2 separate regions of the Homo sapiens genome follow, and region 1 is linked to region 2. A link is a loop called in an ENCODE intact Hi-C map of the cell type or tissue named here. Cell type or tissue: tibial artery. All regions are shown on one strand.

What was found. Hi-C counts contacts between places; a loop is a spot of excess contacts. Peaks named below come from ENCODE experiments on the same cell type or tissue, not always from the same donor. Only the 100,000 strongest peaks of a DNase experiment are listed, where the experiment ranks them.
Region 1: it touches region 2 in a loop (1.8-fold over the local background); 16 of 110 quality-filtered maps call a loop at or near these places.

The regions. Positions count from the first base shown.
Region 1 is chr21:34,180,256-34,188,255 of GRCh38, reverse strand. LINC00310 (long intergenic non-protein coding RNA 310) reads right to left here and starts at 7,579. Exons shown (of 2, transcript NR_027266.1): 1 at 7,463-7,579. In tibial artery, no CTCF peak of the experiment used is centred here; no DNase peak of the experiment used is centred here; H3K4me3 peaks cover 1,510 bases; H3K27ac peaks cover 7,760 bases.
Region 2 is chr21:34,125,401-34,133,400 of GRCh38, reverse strand. It overlaps MRPS6 (mitochondrial ribosomal protein S6), which reads right to left. Exons shown (of 3, transcript NM_032476.4): 2 at 7,921-8,000. Among named protein-coding and RNA genes, the nearest start is that of LINC00310, 51 kb to the left of the region's middle. RefSeq lists an enhancer at 3,211-3,755. In tibial artery, a CTCF peak has its summit at 4,119 (motif pointing left); DNase peaks (open chromatin) are centred at 1,011, 4,155 and 5,075; H3K4me3 peaks cover 1,484 bases; H3K27ac peaks cover 8,000 bases.

The DNA.
Region 1 (8,000 bases), 55 kb before region 2:
TGCTGCAGCACGTGGGCGGTGTTAGCATCCCTCTGGCAGCTGAAATGGACCCAGAGAAGGGAATCATGGTTAGAGGAGACCTAGACGGTACAGCAAGAAATGCAGAGGCTGGGCTGGCCAGACGAGACTGCTGGGGGCCAGCGTAGAGCTCTCACAGAGTGTGAGATATTTGGGGTTTGGCAAACCCGAAGAAGCAGGTTGCCAAGTCCCACAGCTCCCTCTCCCCCTGGTGTATTTCAAAGGAAATTAAATCCACATGTTTCTGATTTGCTGACACTTCAGGCTCATCCAAAGGTGGTTTTGCAAGAGTGGCTTGGACATGAGGAGCCCAGAGAAACCCTAATTATTATTGTTATTTTTCATTTTGAAATGCAGACCTGTACACTTACATAATCCATGCCATGCCTACCAAATCAGACCCCAGTTTTGCCTTCCCAAAACTTTTTGTCCCGGGCCCACCGGCAACAGGTCATTGAAGTCAACTGGAGAAGAGAAACGATGACTTTAACATCCAACCTAGAAATCCGCCTTGAAAATAGCACCCAAGAAACGCCAACGCTGGCATTCAAAAGCAAAAGCACTGTATGGATTGGGTCTATGGATCTCATAATTTCCTTAGACTCTGGGCCAAGGGGCAAAAACTTAAATTCAAGATGGTAGGTCCTGGATGTGGGGTCTGAGGTGGAAGGATATGGAGCTCAGAACCTCAAGAGGAAGGAACCATCACAAAAGTGTTCTCTAGAATGTTCTCAATTGACCAGCCATATCTATGAATGAAACTCTGACAAGCTGCAACCAAAATTCGGCTTCAGGGACAGAGAATCTCATTATACACTTAGAAATAATTTAGCACTTTTGGATGTGACCTATGACCTCTCCACGCCTAGCCACATGCAAACAATTGACCAGAGAGGTCAGGGACCAAAGAGCTCCTGTCTTCTGACCCAGGAGTGAACATTGTCCATTCCTCCTATCCCTCTCCCATTTAAGGCTTTTCCATTCACTTCAAGGGGCCTCCTCTCCTGCCGTGAGTGAGTTCTCCCAACAGAAGCGGTGGCTTTGTCCTGGTGCATGGCAGTGTGCTCTACACGCTCGATAAACGAGCAATGAAGGCTGAGAAAACGAATTGGAAAACAACCTTCTCCAGTCTCTCCGCTCCCGGGTTGGAATTTTCAAGCTCCAGCCCTCCTGGTCCTCAGAACTTCACATTTGTTCTCCGTTTCTCCTGCCTTTTTAAAATCCAGGTAGCAGCCCAGCGTTGTGCCTTGCACCTATAATCTCAGCACTTTTGGGAGGCTGAGGTGGGTGGATCCCTTGAGCCCAGGAGTTTGAGACCAGCCTGGGCAACATGGCGAAACCCCGTCTCTACAAAAAATACAAAAATTAGCTGGGCACAGTGGTGTGTGCCTGTGGTTCCAGCTACCTGGGAGGCTGAGACAGGAGGATCGCTTGAGCCTACGGAGGTCAAGGCTACAGTGAGTCGTGACTGCATCATTGTACTCTAGCCTCTGGGCAACAGAATGAGATCCTGTCTCAAAAATAAGAAAACAAAATAAAATAAAATCCAGGTAGCCCTTTCTTCTCAGGTCTCAGCTGAGATGTCCCATCCTGGGAAGGCTGATGCTTTTCAGCCCAGCTTGGGAGGCCTGCCCCCCACCTATATTGAGCTTCCCTCCCTTCCAGGTGTGTGTACATAGATACATACTCGTGTTTAGCTAATGAAGTACAAGGTCACCTGCACAGGCTGCCTGCCCACCGGACTGCTGGCCCCTTGAGGCCAGGAACCAGGGCCATCTCTGTCACCCTCTTCCCAGAGCTTGGCACCGAGGAGGTGGGAAATTGGTACTGGTCCTCTAATCAGCTCTGCTCCCTAACCCTGCGACCAGCCTTCGCCATCAAGACGGCTCAGTTCTGTGAACCGTACAAACCATGAGTCATTAGAGCCTTATCAGATGCTTCGAGACTAGTGCCCACGTGAGTTAGTCTGCTGGGGCCGCCGTGACAAAGTGCCAAAGGCAGGGTGGCTTAAACAACAGACGTTTATTGCTGAACAGTTCTGGAGGCCAGAAGTCTGAGATCAAGGTGTTGGCAGGGTTTGTTCTGAGGGCTCTGGGGGAGAATCTGTTCCAGGCCCCTCCCTTAACTTCTGGGGGTCACTGGCAATCCTCAGGTTCCTTGGCTTATAGAAACATTGCCGCAGACTCTGCCTTCACCTTCATATGGTGCCCTCCCTGTGACTGTGTCCAAAATTCCCCCCTTTTAAAAGCCACCAGTCATCCTGGATGAGGGCTCACCCTTAATGGCCTCACCTTAACTGGATCATCTGCAAAGACCCCAATTCCAAATAAGGTCACGTTCACAGATACTGGGGGTCAGGACTTCAACATCTTTGTTGAGGGGGACAAAATTCAACCGGTAACTCCTCAACCTATAATACCACTCCTCCGGTAAAGAAAAAAATATTTTAAACCAACTTAAAATTCTCATTGAAATAAAGTAACCATTTAATTTATTGCCCAAACTGGAACATTTTTTGAGAATAAAAGAGAGTGCTATTGGTAATTTTGTAGGGAAAATGAGCCGCCCAGTCTGGGCCACATGGCCACCCTCTGTGGCTAAGCTCGTTTCTCAGCCCTTCCCATGCAAGGATGCGGTTTTACCTTCACTGCAAATCCCTCTTTGTTTGTGTTCCCCAGCAGGTCCAGTGTGTTTTATACACAGTCGCAGCGAAACCAAGGGATTAGCTGTATTCCGGCTGTAGTTAATTCACTGTTTCCAGCTAAATGCAAGCCCAATCTCAGCAATTAATGTGGCCAGATCAAATCAGGTTCTCTTTACACCTGTTCCCCTGCTTAATTAGGTTCTCATTTCCCAGGGGGACTCAAAGGCACTGAGAACCATTAGCTCAACCCTGGATTAGGAAGGCAGCATCAGGCCCACAGACATCACCGTCATGCACAGGCGATGTCCCCGAGACAGCTCCAGCCCTTACGTCTAGAAATGTGTCTTGACAACTGTGATGCCCCCAGCGTGGCCAAGGGAACGATCCCCTTTTTTGTTAGAGACTTCCTTTCATGTCGTCCCAAGGGAAGGACGTGTTCCCAGTGGTGCTCCTTTCTGAGGTAATTGTTGGACAGGAGTCAGCCAGTTAAGCCTGCCCACCTAATTAACGGGAGTCTGTTATGATTTATCAAAATAATGAGATAGGGAACAAAGACATTGCTTCACCCCCCACCCACCCGCCTGATATTTTGGCCTCTTTTCTTCCTTTTGGAAGATGACCCAATATTAATGAGAAATGAGTCACTTATTATTGGGGTGCAAATAGAGAGATAAATGACATCAGTAATTAAGTCTCAAGCCCTCTTTGGTATAATGGAGCCATTTGTCAGGCAATATTATTCAATTAATTAATTCCATTAGGGCTACCACACTTCTCCCAACCCAGCCATTCAACTGTCAGCTCTGATCATTTGTATGATACAAAAATAGAATGGTTAATAAATGCATCATGAAACCAAAAAGAAAGTATTTTCGCCATCACAAGAAAGCCAACTAGAAGTGCGTGATTTGTGAATGTGTGAAGTGCTCACAGCCAGCCGCAAACCTCTTCCCATCACGGACTGAAATGTATCTGGTTGTTTCTTAGTTCAAATCTCTAGGAAGAAAAAGGGAGTTGGTCCAGCTCATCTTCTTTTGCCCTATCAGTAACCAGGGAAAGGAAAGAAGTCGGGTGACATGAAATGGAACTGTGTAAGGGACAAGGGCAGGCAAATACAGTGGGAGGGAAGGTTTCCAGAACAGCAGCTCCCAGCTCACGTGCTCCACATAGGTCTGCTGTCTTTCCTGTCTTGCCAAGTACAGAGGAGAATCCTGACCTCGGTCTATGCCCATCCACCTCTCATTGCTCACAACTCATGTTAGTTTTGTCTCCGTTGAGGCTCGTATTAATTAATAAATACACCTGCATTCTCTCTGATTCCATTACTCTTTCTGTTCTCCTTTTCAACCCATGCCAGTTGGTCTCAGAATTCTTTACCTCCCTCCTAGTGGGACATTTGCCTTCAGAAAAAAGAAAGGTAACAATCCAGAACCACAGTTAAGGAAAGTCTGCCTAAATGAATGAGTATCATCATATTCTAGAGAAAGGCCAGAAACTCCTTATGAATCTTGACATATCCCAATTTACCTCTTAATTCGTCTCCAAATCAACCTTTTTCTTTGATCAGCAATATTAACATACATAAAATACCATCTCCGTGTTTCATTTCTTGTTCTGTTCTGCTTTGATTAGGTACTAATACTCCAGGAGCACTGGGATCTGCTCATTTTCATTGTGACGCAGCAGTATTTCAGCCAAGTTTGGAATTAAATATGCCTTTATGTGCTGGCATAAAAAGCTATCTACCATTCCTAGGAAAACAGCTTCTATTCCAAACAGCTGACTTCCAAAGTCCAGAACATAATCTATTTGTAAGCTGCGTGGCTGCCTACACAGTTCCAGCCCCTTTTCTCTCACCTCCCAGCTAATCAAGTAATCTTTTGTTTCCTGAGCCCATTCTGTGGAGAGGAGTGTAAATCAATCAACAGCGAAGGCCTCCAAAGCCTGCAAGCCAGGATGAGCAGGAACAGGCCAAGGGCAATGGTTCTCAAACTTCAGCCAGCATCAGAGTCGCCTGGAAGATCTATCGCAACAGACTGCCAAAGATCTGGGGTGCAACTCAAGAACTGGCATTTCTAACCTTCCTCCTAGTGGAAAATTTGCCTTCAGAAAAAGATGGCCCAATCCAGGGAAGAGCCACTGGCCTAGAGTATATGGGACAGAGGTACAGGGAGGTAACTAGATGTTCAGAATCCTCAGCAGCCAGCCACATAACCTAACTGGTCCAAAACCCACCCTCCCCTGGGATGGATCATGAAGGAGTAAACAGCCCTCCTTGGTCTCTTCTGCCTTAATCTGCAGGCAGAGATTACACCCTACCATGAGATGAACAATTGCCTTGGAATAGGTCAGCATCATGTGCCATTTTATAATTATATCTACAAATGATACGACAACTCACAAGATTTAGGGATTTCTGAATGTTTGTGAAAATATTTTGTTTTGTCTGCTGCTTCTTGTTGATGTCACACATACCCAAAGACATTCCACGGGTTTAACAAGTCTTGGGCATCTTGTGGAAGACTCAGATTCTCATCCATCTCAGAGATGGATGGGGAACTTGACGGTTTTAATTCTGTGCACCATGATTGCAAGGGTCATCTGGTCCAGCATTTCCCAAACTTCTCTTGAGTCCCATTCACAGAGATATGCAATCCAACCAATCCCTTTGCAATTGTGTTCATGTCTTCATGTTGGTGTGTCATTTTAGTGTCTTGGCCTGGGTTCCCCTCAGAAAGCATAGCCTGCAACAAGGGCTTTGTAAGGGAAGATTGGTTTGGAGAGTGATCTCAGCAGACAAGAGTCGGGGCCTGAGGGTGTGAAGCAGGGAAGAAGGTGGTGACCTGCTCCATCTTATCTTCTGGGAGGATCCTCTGAATTTGCAGCCTAGGGGAAGAAAAAAGGGAGTACTAATTTATAGACTCCCACCCCCTTTTGGCCAAGAATTTCCTCATAGAATGTTGACTCCCTTACACTTCCAGGTTGCACAAGCCTCAATACCAGGACACTGTGTCAGAGAGGCCCAGGGCAGAAATGGAGAGACGCAGTGCAGCTGAAACAAGGCACCTTCTGGTTACACCTGCGCAAAGCTGGCTGCTCCAGCAATGGCTGGTGTGGAAGATGGGTCAGAAGGTGAGAGATACACACAGAAGATATCTACTATAGTGTGTATGCAAAAGTAGAAACTGATAGTCAAAATATTTTCTATTTCGTCAACATAAATTTCATGTTAGCTACAATCTTTAATATCAATATATTTAAAATTTTAATCAAATGTGAAGATTAACACCAAGTTTCAAGAGTGTGTGGCTAAAACCCATAAACCTTACAATGTACCTACATGCCTCATTTCTAGAAACTTCTACCATTTCTGTGTCCACAAGAGCTAGGAAACAGTGACTACACAATAAATTTTATGATAACCATTTCAGGGCCACCAGATACAAGGAGGAAGTCAATAAAAGAGTTATTTTGTGTCAGCTGTTGGGTGCTCAGATTAAAATAAAAATTGAAATTAACCAGGAATTGGGGCATCAAAAATTGCTTTCATGACCTCATGTCTGAAATTCTTATATTTTGTGCTTAAAATATCAGCTAGCTGCTATTTGTAATCACTTCTTTACAACCATTTGTTCTCTATAAATGAAAACCAAAATTAGACATAACTGTCCCTGTCTTTTCTTTCTGTAACACTGGGTTTCTGAGGTCCAGGGGCAGACTTTGACGAGACAAAGGCCATCTTCAGATAAAGTGAAGATTATCATGAGGCAATTTACTGAATTATTAACATGAATTTCAACATCTGTGTTGCTAATGTTTCTAGCCTTTAACAAATGATCCATTTAGGATATGGGCCAAAGAACATATGGCTAAGAATAAAGGCCATTTGAAACCGCACAGGGGTTAGCATCGTTGGGGGCTCAGCACACAGTGAAATTGACTGAGGCCAAATCACGAGCATGCTCAGTTGAGCAGCCCCTACTGCCACGCATGCGTACATGGGACCCACTCAGGGGCTCTGGAATCGTTCTGAGATGAAGCAGGGAGGTATTTAAATATTTCGTAAAAAATGTTTTATCATTTGAAATTTTCAAAAATGTGCAAAAGTACAGAAACTAGTATAATGAGCCCTCAAATATCTCACCCAGCTCAAACAAGTATCATGGCTAATCTTCAATAATTTTTTAAAAAATTTAAACAGGCATCCGTTTTGCTCCCAAAGGCAGGAAACCAGGGAACATTTTCATGACCCTCTGAGGGTTTGTGACCTGCTGTCTCTGGTTCACTGACCTTATTCAATCCTCTCTTTATACAAGGGAATGCTATGCTTCTCCCATTCTCTGGCTATTTCTCATGCTCGCACCAAATTAAGTGGACTCTGTCTATGATTTCAGCAACGGTGACATATAATCCCAGTGTTAAAGGACGGAATTTTCCAATGCAGAAGCAGCAGAAAGTGAACAGAGGAAACATTGCCATGAGCAAAGGCTCCTCAACACAGTATCTCCGACTGTGCTACAAAGCCACCCAGCGTGTGGATGAAAAGTGAAAAAAAAAAATCTGACAATTGAGTGATTGTTCTCTCTCTACAAGCAATCCTACTATTTCTAACCCCTCCATGGGCTGCACAGGCAGCATGCAGACATTGCCTAGGTCTTCCTACAGGGGCCGGCGAGCCCGTTGTTTTCCAACAGACCAAGATCCGACACCAGGATTGCAGTCATCAGAACCTTTCCCTCCCCACCCCCACCCCCGCCCCACACCAAAACGAAGAGGGAGTTGAGCAGGGCAGCTACTCACCTTGTCTCATTTGTTCACAAAGAATCCAAAGCCAGCAACATCGATCAGCTTCTTGCTTTTTGTCCAACTACTTGCCTACAACTCTAGAAAAACAACAGAGGTCTGCCAAGAATCTGCAGTCCCTTCAATCTCAAAATAATGACTAGCCTATCCAGTGTTTCCATCCAAGGAATTGTTGGTTGCTACACAAGAAAACCCTTTGGGTGGTAAGAGTCAGGAGTCCAAGAAAGGCATGTGGTTATTTTTGCCCCTTTCTGGACCCCGTCTGCACTTTGGAAAGAAAGGGAAATCTATTTTTGACATTGGCTATTCAGCTTTCAAATAACATTAGCCGTTAAAGCATATCTAATTTAAATGCTGATTCAAAGTTTTGCTTAACATTAAGACGACTTTTTGGTCTCCTGCTTCCTACTGCCTCAAGCAGAAACACGGCTTCCCATTCGCATTCTGTTTTCTTGGCAAATATGAGCTAAAGTTTTGGAATAGGTTAAGGAATTAATGCCTCCATTTTCATATGACAACTTGCATCTTTTTAAAA
Region 2 (8,000 bases):
ATGCCAACAACCAACTCAACTGCCCACTAATCAATTCTCATCCAGCCCTCCTGAAAGTGTTCTCCATATACTCAGCACTCACTCAATAATCCTAAGAAATACACCCAAAGCTTTTGGATTCTATGATGTGATAAGGGTAAAAAGAATACCCAAGGATGGAAACAGGAAGCCAGATATATCAGAAACCTCATATTTCTGAACTTAAAAAAGAAGTGTCTTTCATAAGACTCTAATTTTCAAAGTACTTTCACAGCTTTCAGACAACTTTTGAGGAAGAGGATGAAAGAGAAGTGGCAGCTCCACTCCGTGTGGCAATTGAGGAAAGGGAAGAAGAGAAAGTGGTGCCGAGTGTTGGTTGGGGTCCAGCAGCCCTCTCCCCAGCAACAATACTCCTCTAGGAGTCTTCAAAGTGGTTTCCTACACGTTGCCTCCTTTGAGTCGTACAATTTAATGTAGTTAAGAAGAGAGACTCAAAAAGGTTAAGTCATTAGCCCAAGGTCACTCAGCTATGAAGTGGTCACTGCCAGGATTCAAACAGAGCAGGTCTTTTGACTCCAGGACACAAGAAACCACAGATAGCTTTGGGACCAAATGGGTTACAGAATCATAGACTGGAAGTGCTGGAAAGGACCATAAAGACAACGCAGCCTAAACCTTTCACATGAGCAAACTGAAGCCCAGAGGGGAACTGATAGGCCCCAGGTCACAAAGTGAGAGTCAAGCTCCGGACTCCAGACCCCACAGCTCCCCACTCTGTATACTGTATCTCTTGCTACCTAGTACCCACATGTTGGAGGATTCTCAAGGATAAAGAGAAAACCTAGTTAAAGACCTGGAAATCCTAACACTGGGCTTTCCTAGCTTCGGGAGGCTCCCTGTTGCTACCAAAACCCCTCTCTTGCCTTCACCCTCCTAACTGCTCTGACTTCCTGCCACCAGGCATGACAACGCTCCTTCAGCAACCAACTAAACGAGCACAAGCCGGCATGCACAGCTGGTGACTGGCATCTCATGCTTGTCGTCCTGCTGCTATGCGCCCGGGGCTGATGTGGGCAAAGACTGCTTCCACTCCCATGGCTCCCTATTACACCGTGGAAGTTTCCACAGAAAGAAAACGCTACCAAAACAGCGAAGGTGAGAAGTGACTCCGAGACAGGCAGACCTTACTGTATTCGCCACTCTCCGAAGTTGAACCTCTTACCAACCCCCTCCCGACCTCTTCTCCCAGGGAACCAAGATGTCTCTCCCAGGCCACAAGAGAACTGACCAGAAGTCCAGGATAAAGTCAATCTCTGCCTGCTTCAGTGACCCAAGTACACAGATAAATGGTCCATTATGGTTTTCCCACACAGGAATGACCTTCACCAATTCCTGGTTGCTTCCAGTACATATCCTTTTCTTCTTACCTATTCATCTGGGCAAACTTAACTTGTTAATGAGCATCTACTACAGACAAACCTCAGGAGGTTAAATGGATGAGGCACACATGGTCTCATCCTCCTGGAATATGCAGCCCAGCTGGGCAGAGAGGCTGTACGAGCTGCTGCATGAGCAGAAACCCAGGCTTCCACCGCAGTCCTGTGGGAGACTGTCCATGACAGGCAAGGACCCCTGACTCACTGCTGGGCTTTGCTAACTACAGATGACCTAAGGACTGAGAATGAGACTTTTTACAGCTATGACAACACCAAGTACAGTCCCGCATTTCTATTTTTACACATGAAGAAAGTCAGGCCTAGAAACAACCTGTGTGGGGTGGTGGGGCTGGGTGGCTTTTGATGCCTGCGAGGATCCCTTTCTCATGACAGCACAGGTCCACAAGAGACCTACAAAAATGGGAGTTAGGCTGAAAAAATGGCCTTGGAACTAACTCCCTTGATGCCCGCTCCCTGCATCCTCATGAAGGTTGCCATGGAGAAACCATTCTAACAATCAGAGGAGCTGCTGTTCAAGGGAAGGTGACCAGAAAAGGGGCTCAGTGTCTCCAGGGGAGTTAGAGCCCTCTGCCCCAACTTCCTCCTGACCCTGGGAAAAGAGAGAATCAAGAGGACTCCACAACCACAATGAGCTATCAGTGTCTGCTTCTTCCCCAGCCAAACTAGGCAGAATCAAAACACAAGACCAGAAGTCCTAACGCACGTGGACTCACGATCAACTCCTCACTCAAGGCACAAACGTCTGGATTTGACTACATTGCAACTGACTAGACATGCCCCAAAGCTGACATTCTTACTTAACAAAAGCTCTCCAAATAGCTAGTTTTCCATTTTCCACTTCTACTCTTGGTGATTGAATCAATAAGTACACAGCTCATTTTGGGAAAACAGTCTAAAATCTAATTACGTTACACATTCCCAGCACCTTCGACCATGTGCTACATGGCACAAGTGACATGGTTCCGCCTACCAGGTAGCCAGGGTCCATGCAAGCACCAACATTGCCTTGAACACAAAGCCGAGCAGTGTTTACATTTTAAAGGTTTGTTTTTACATGTGTGGTGCTAATTATAGAATCACCACTTCTATGAAGTTGCTATCAGCTTCACAAAAGCATCTCTCTTTTCTATAGAAAAGCACGTAACTTTGACCCACACTAACTCTGCAGAAGTGGAAGTGAGGAGATGACTGATGCCAGGCAAGAAGTAACCAAGAAAGGTTCAGGACACTAATGCATTTCTCACTGCAGATAACAGTGTTTGAAAGCTGGAGCAATAGTGAACTTCTTCCTAGGTAGAACTTGCCCACGTGATCTTCCAGGTGATAATGTGCCCTCCTTTATATTTCTTAAGACACTCACATGCTACAAAACTCTCTACTACATGGCCCAAACCCTCTAGAGATCTGAAAACACTCAGAGAAATGGCTTCCCCAAGACAGACTGTGCCCCAATACTGGAAAACAATGCCACCAAAAACACTCCATTCACAGCAGCATGGTTGTAAGAGAGCCAGCAGCTCTCATGTCCCTTCTGCCCCTCCCCTGGAGAGGCCTAGCCCCTCCACCATTCAGTCACCATGCAGACTGCCCGGTGCTGCCAGCCCTTCCCCGACTCCCCTAGTTGTCCAGGGGGAAAACTGTATTTTCTGACAGTGCCCTTAAATGTAAAGGTTGTATTTTCTTTATTCACTTTTGTCTTAACCCTGTATTTACAAGTTTTCCATAAAAAGAGCTTGCTTGAATTTGAGTTACATTCTTTGTCTCTCTCTCACCCTCCCCTTCTCCCTAGCAGACAAGTGGAAATTTCCACTGAAGCACTCAGTGGCTCACAGTGGGTGGGGGGATGGGGGAGGGGGATGGGAGGGCTTTGCAGCCCTGAAGCATCCTTGAGCCTTTTTGAAGATAGGAAACAGATCTGTCTAAATGCCAGTTCCTAGACCGTCTCAGTTAAACCTTGTTGCATTCAGGCTTCACCGAGGCAGTGAATTATTCACCTTCAAACTGAGGTACCCTCTGCATGGAAAAGCCCCATTTCTTTTTATATCTGTTGGGTCTCATACATTTTCAAAACCACTAACACTAAACCTGCTGCAGAATCCTTACAAATCTTGGGGCACTGCCACTAAAAAGAAACCTCCAAGGCCACAGCAGCCCTGTCTGAAAACCTGGTGTGGAGTACCTACACACGAGAACGGGGTCAGAACACTGGCAGAAAGGCACGAGAACATGGAAATGTTAGCTAACGGGAAAACTACAGAGGAGAATCAATCTCCTCTAGAGAGGGTGCCAGTGCTCATGGAGTAAGCTGCAGACACATTTGGGAAGCGAGTCAGTAAAATTCCACTGATTCACCATGGAGCTGGTTATTTTTATCATTCTGCTTACCCGTAAATAGAAGGGCATCTTATATGTAGGCCAGCAGATCTCTGCTATAAGCACCTATCCAAATTTTAAAGCAGATGAGAACAGGCAAAGAACGGGCAAAACAGGCAAGAAAAACACCTTCTACTTAAGAGTTCTTATACACAGGCATTTGGAAGCCAGCCCAATCTCACTGCCATAAAATCAGACCCGGTAGAAACAGAGCAGAGGCATCCTTTTACAAAGCAGCACAAGCCCAACGCTGAAATACGACCGCACTTTTTGTATAGTTTCCTCTCAGTCTCAGCTCAGCCCCATCTAGTGGAAAGAGAACCGAGAACCATAAGCTCCGTGCAGCCCTGGAGTGAGTGACGTGGTTCTGGCAAAGGGTGACTGTTACTATCATTCAGTAAGATGCCTGCCCCTTTATAGCACGGGTCTAAATGAGCCTCTCCTGTCATTGCTCCCTCTAACATAAATGACATCTTCCCCTTCCAAACGCCCAGGAATACAGTAAGAATTTTCCACACCAACACCTTGTCTGTCCCGCAGAGCAGATGAGGGTGTCAGGGTGAGCACGTGCAGACACAAAGGGGAGGTAATCTCGGGGACCTGAAAGAGACCCCAGCAAATCCAGAGCTGGGAGTGACTCCCAGGCCTCTGAGCCACCCAGCTCCAGGTCATGCACCAATGATTTATTTAGTGTTAACAAGTTAGAGGGCTGAGATATTGTCCCAATCCCTGATAAGGGTGGCCCAATCCAGGCCCCATTCTGCTGCCAAGGGGAACACTGAATTGCATTTTCAAAAACAGGTTTAAAATGGTCCTCAGCTGAACACGCATGACTCCCCCAGTTCTACTGACCTTCAGAGATTATGAATTAAGAAAATCTCTGTGGACTAGTCTGGGAACTTAACCATCAAGTTGTTCCACTGGGAAAATAAGTTCTCAGTTATAAACAACAGACTTACAGGCAAATTTCTGGAACACAACCTGTTTCTAAAGTGGAGTCTGACCAAACTAATATTTGAAATATAATGACTATATTTTTATTTTTGGCATAAACTGGAAACAGTCTTGATATAATAATAAACATCAGGTATCATTTCCAAAGTATACTCTCCTCCTCCTCTGGGCAGATTTCCCAGATAACCCTAAAGCAACAGGCTCTCCCTTACCTACTCTTTTCTTCCAGCCTACTGGGCATGTACGTGATAAGGCGGTTGATTTGGGGGGCGGAGGGGGCTGGGCATGGGAGAACAGTAGAGGCAATTGCCCAATACACAGTGAAGTCATTGGAACAGAGATACCTACCCGTCAGCCCCAGGCTTAGCTTTACTCCTGCTGTGCTGGGCACTTTCACACACACTCCCTCAGCCGGTGCCTAGGTTAGCATTATGCAGCCAACTCTCTGATTAGACTGAAAACTCCTTGAGACCAGGAACCACGACAATTGTGAGAATCAACCTGAGACCTGTGGACACCACTAGGACATACCATTTCTCCCCACAAAACGTAAAAGCAACAAACACACGATACCAACAGTACCATGATAGAATGTGGACTCTCAGAAACATCTAGGCTCACTCCATTAGCCAGCCAAAAGCTGGCTCTCGCACACCACTGTCAGGTTTCAAATCAGCGCCTTGCCGTAATTTCGGATACGTGTCATAGCCTCTAGGGCTGTTCAAAAAGAGCCAAAACTTTGAATGCTAAACGTGTAACCAATAAAACCACTGTTTCTTCTCAACCACTTCAGAAAAGCAAGTCTCCCAGTACATAATCCACTTATTACATGTTTCTAACACTTTCTGTGGCTATGGATTAATGCACATAAAGAATTTGCCAAATGAACAAAATACCTGGTACTGCCATGGTTAGGGTTAGTGATTATGGGGCCACTGCCTGAAGCCAAGAGAATATCAGACTAACCTTAAGCTCCACACTGCAGACACATAAACGTTATCGCCCAATTCCAAATCTTTATTCGGGTAACTTCAAACTACACTTGCCTCTCACATCCTCATTTCCCAAAAGTCACTGTGGAGAATGTTCACGAGTATTATAGAAATAAAATGTAGCATAATCAAATACAGTGAATTAATGAACGGATCTTACTGAAGGGCTTCTCATCATTTATGTGCCAATGTGCACTGTGAACCTCTAGAAGGAATTCGATCATGTAAGGCTTCCCACATCTAATTGATCACACACACCCTACTTCTCCTTTTTTGATGGAGCATCTCTACGGAATTAGCGTTTCAGAGACCACACTTTAAAAAACATTACCTTTAACAAATAAATACCAGACACTGATTTATCCCAGAAAATAGGCTTAAAGCATGAACCTCCCCCACTGCAGCTGGGCACTACCTTTCTGTGTCTATATATAATACACATATGTAATACAGAACACTGCTTCTGTTTGTTGAGGAGTCTGAAAGTAAAAGAACCAGCAATAAAATCTTTAAAAGTCAATGAACTAAGTGACTGCAACATATTCCTCAGCGAGGCACATGCACCTTTGCCAGGGGGGAACCCAGAAGTAGGGCTAGTGTTCTCAGCAGTTCTGGCTTGGTCCCAGTGGGCTCCTCCAGGACCTGAATTTATTCCACCCATAAAGAGAAACGGCTACCCACCCCCAACCCCCACCACTGCACACAGAGGTCTGAAAATGAACTGAGTGAACACAGCAGTTCTTGAGCCTGGTCCTCAGACAAGTGACGTCAGCATTACTCAGGCTACGTGTTAGTGCAGATCCTAGGATGCTGGTCATGCCAACTCTCAACAAAGTCAAATCCTCTACTTGAAAAAAGGGCAGAAACCCCTGGAAGTACTACATGAGTGGAGAAACTGACTTCTTCACTGCCTTCCATCCAAGAACTGCGCTAATGACTCTCGGACAGTTTTTATATGCTCCTCTTTCAACAAAAAAGGCAAAAGGATCCATAACTGCGCTGTTAAAACCACACCCATTTGTGATTAAGTTTAAAAGAAACAGACAGACAGACACACATGCTCTCCATCCCTCATTGTTATTATGACTGTGGAAGAAGCCTAGCCACTGTGCATTTCCTGTTGCCTAGCAACGCCTCAGGCATTCTCTTCAGAGGTGTTCTCAAGAAGCTGAACACTAGCACAAAACAAGGTGAAGCAATCAAAAGATGAAATTTGCAGCACGGCAGAAGGTTTAAATGCAGTAAGAAAGCCTCGATGTGAGACGCGACTCCACTCAGGCCCTATCACACGTACTGTACCTGCACAAGACAGCTCGACTCACATAACTACAAGCAGCATTCTCGTCGCAGAGCACATCTGCAGAGACTGTCTTGCTGGGTCCTTGTGGCAATGCAGATGGGAGACCCATAACCTGAGTTCTGTGCCCAAAGAAGCCAGAAACAGAAGGGGAGGCCACAGAGTTGCTGAGTGCCAGAGAGAGCTGACTCTTCTACTCTTGGACTTTTCCTACCGCGCTAAAACCTGATTCCCATCTTCTCTAACACCCACTCCTAGGAAATCCTACAACATGAGAAGATTCAAATCTATTCTACAAATTGTTCTCCAAGAACTTCTACAAAGATAGTTATTACTACAGAATCAAATCTGTGACATGTATTTGAGGAAGCTGCTGTACACAGTAGGAGACAAAATTCCAAACTGTGATCATTACTTGGAGTAGGTATTACCATTTTTCTTTTGTTGATTAGGCTTAGGTTACATACATCAGTCAAAAGCAGCATGTTCTGTTATTTGCAACGCATATGTTTAAAACTGATACACTATGTTTGTGGACAGCACTGTTCACTAAGGTATTTTAAAGGCAAAAGTTAAAGAAATGTCAGGGAAAACAGTGCTAAGGTTGACAGGAAAAGGTTCCACAAGCTAGACTTGGTAAGCCCTTTGCTCCTAGGATGGCCTAGTTTTGAACTCAGATCATAGTCCACGAAGGGCCAGCATATCACATCCCATCTGCAACACAAGACTGCCAGAGTGTGTACCCAAAGGACACCTAGGCGCAACAGGGGTCTCAATGTGAAATTTTAAGAACTTCTAATAGTAATTGAACAGTACTCTTTACTGAGCCTATCAAAAACGTCTTTCAAGACTTCATGAAGAAACTTACCCGCCTCTGTTGTGCTGCTGACTGTGGGCAGAGATCCTATAAGGAAGCGCTCGTTCACCCAGGTTTTCCAAGTCCCTCAC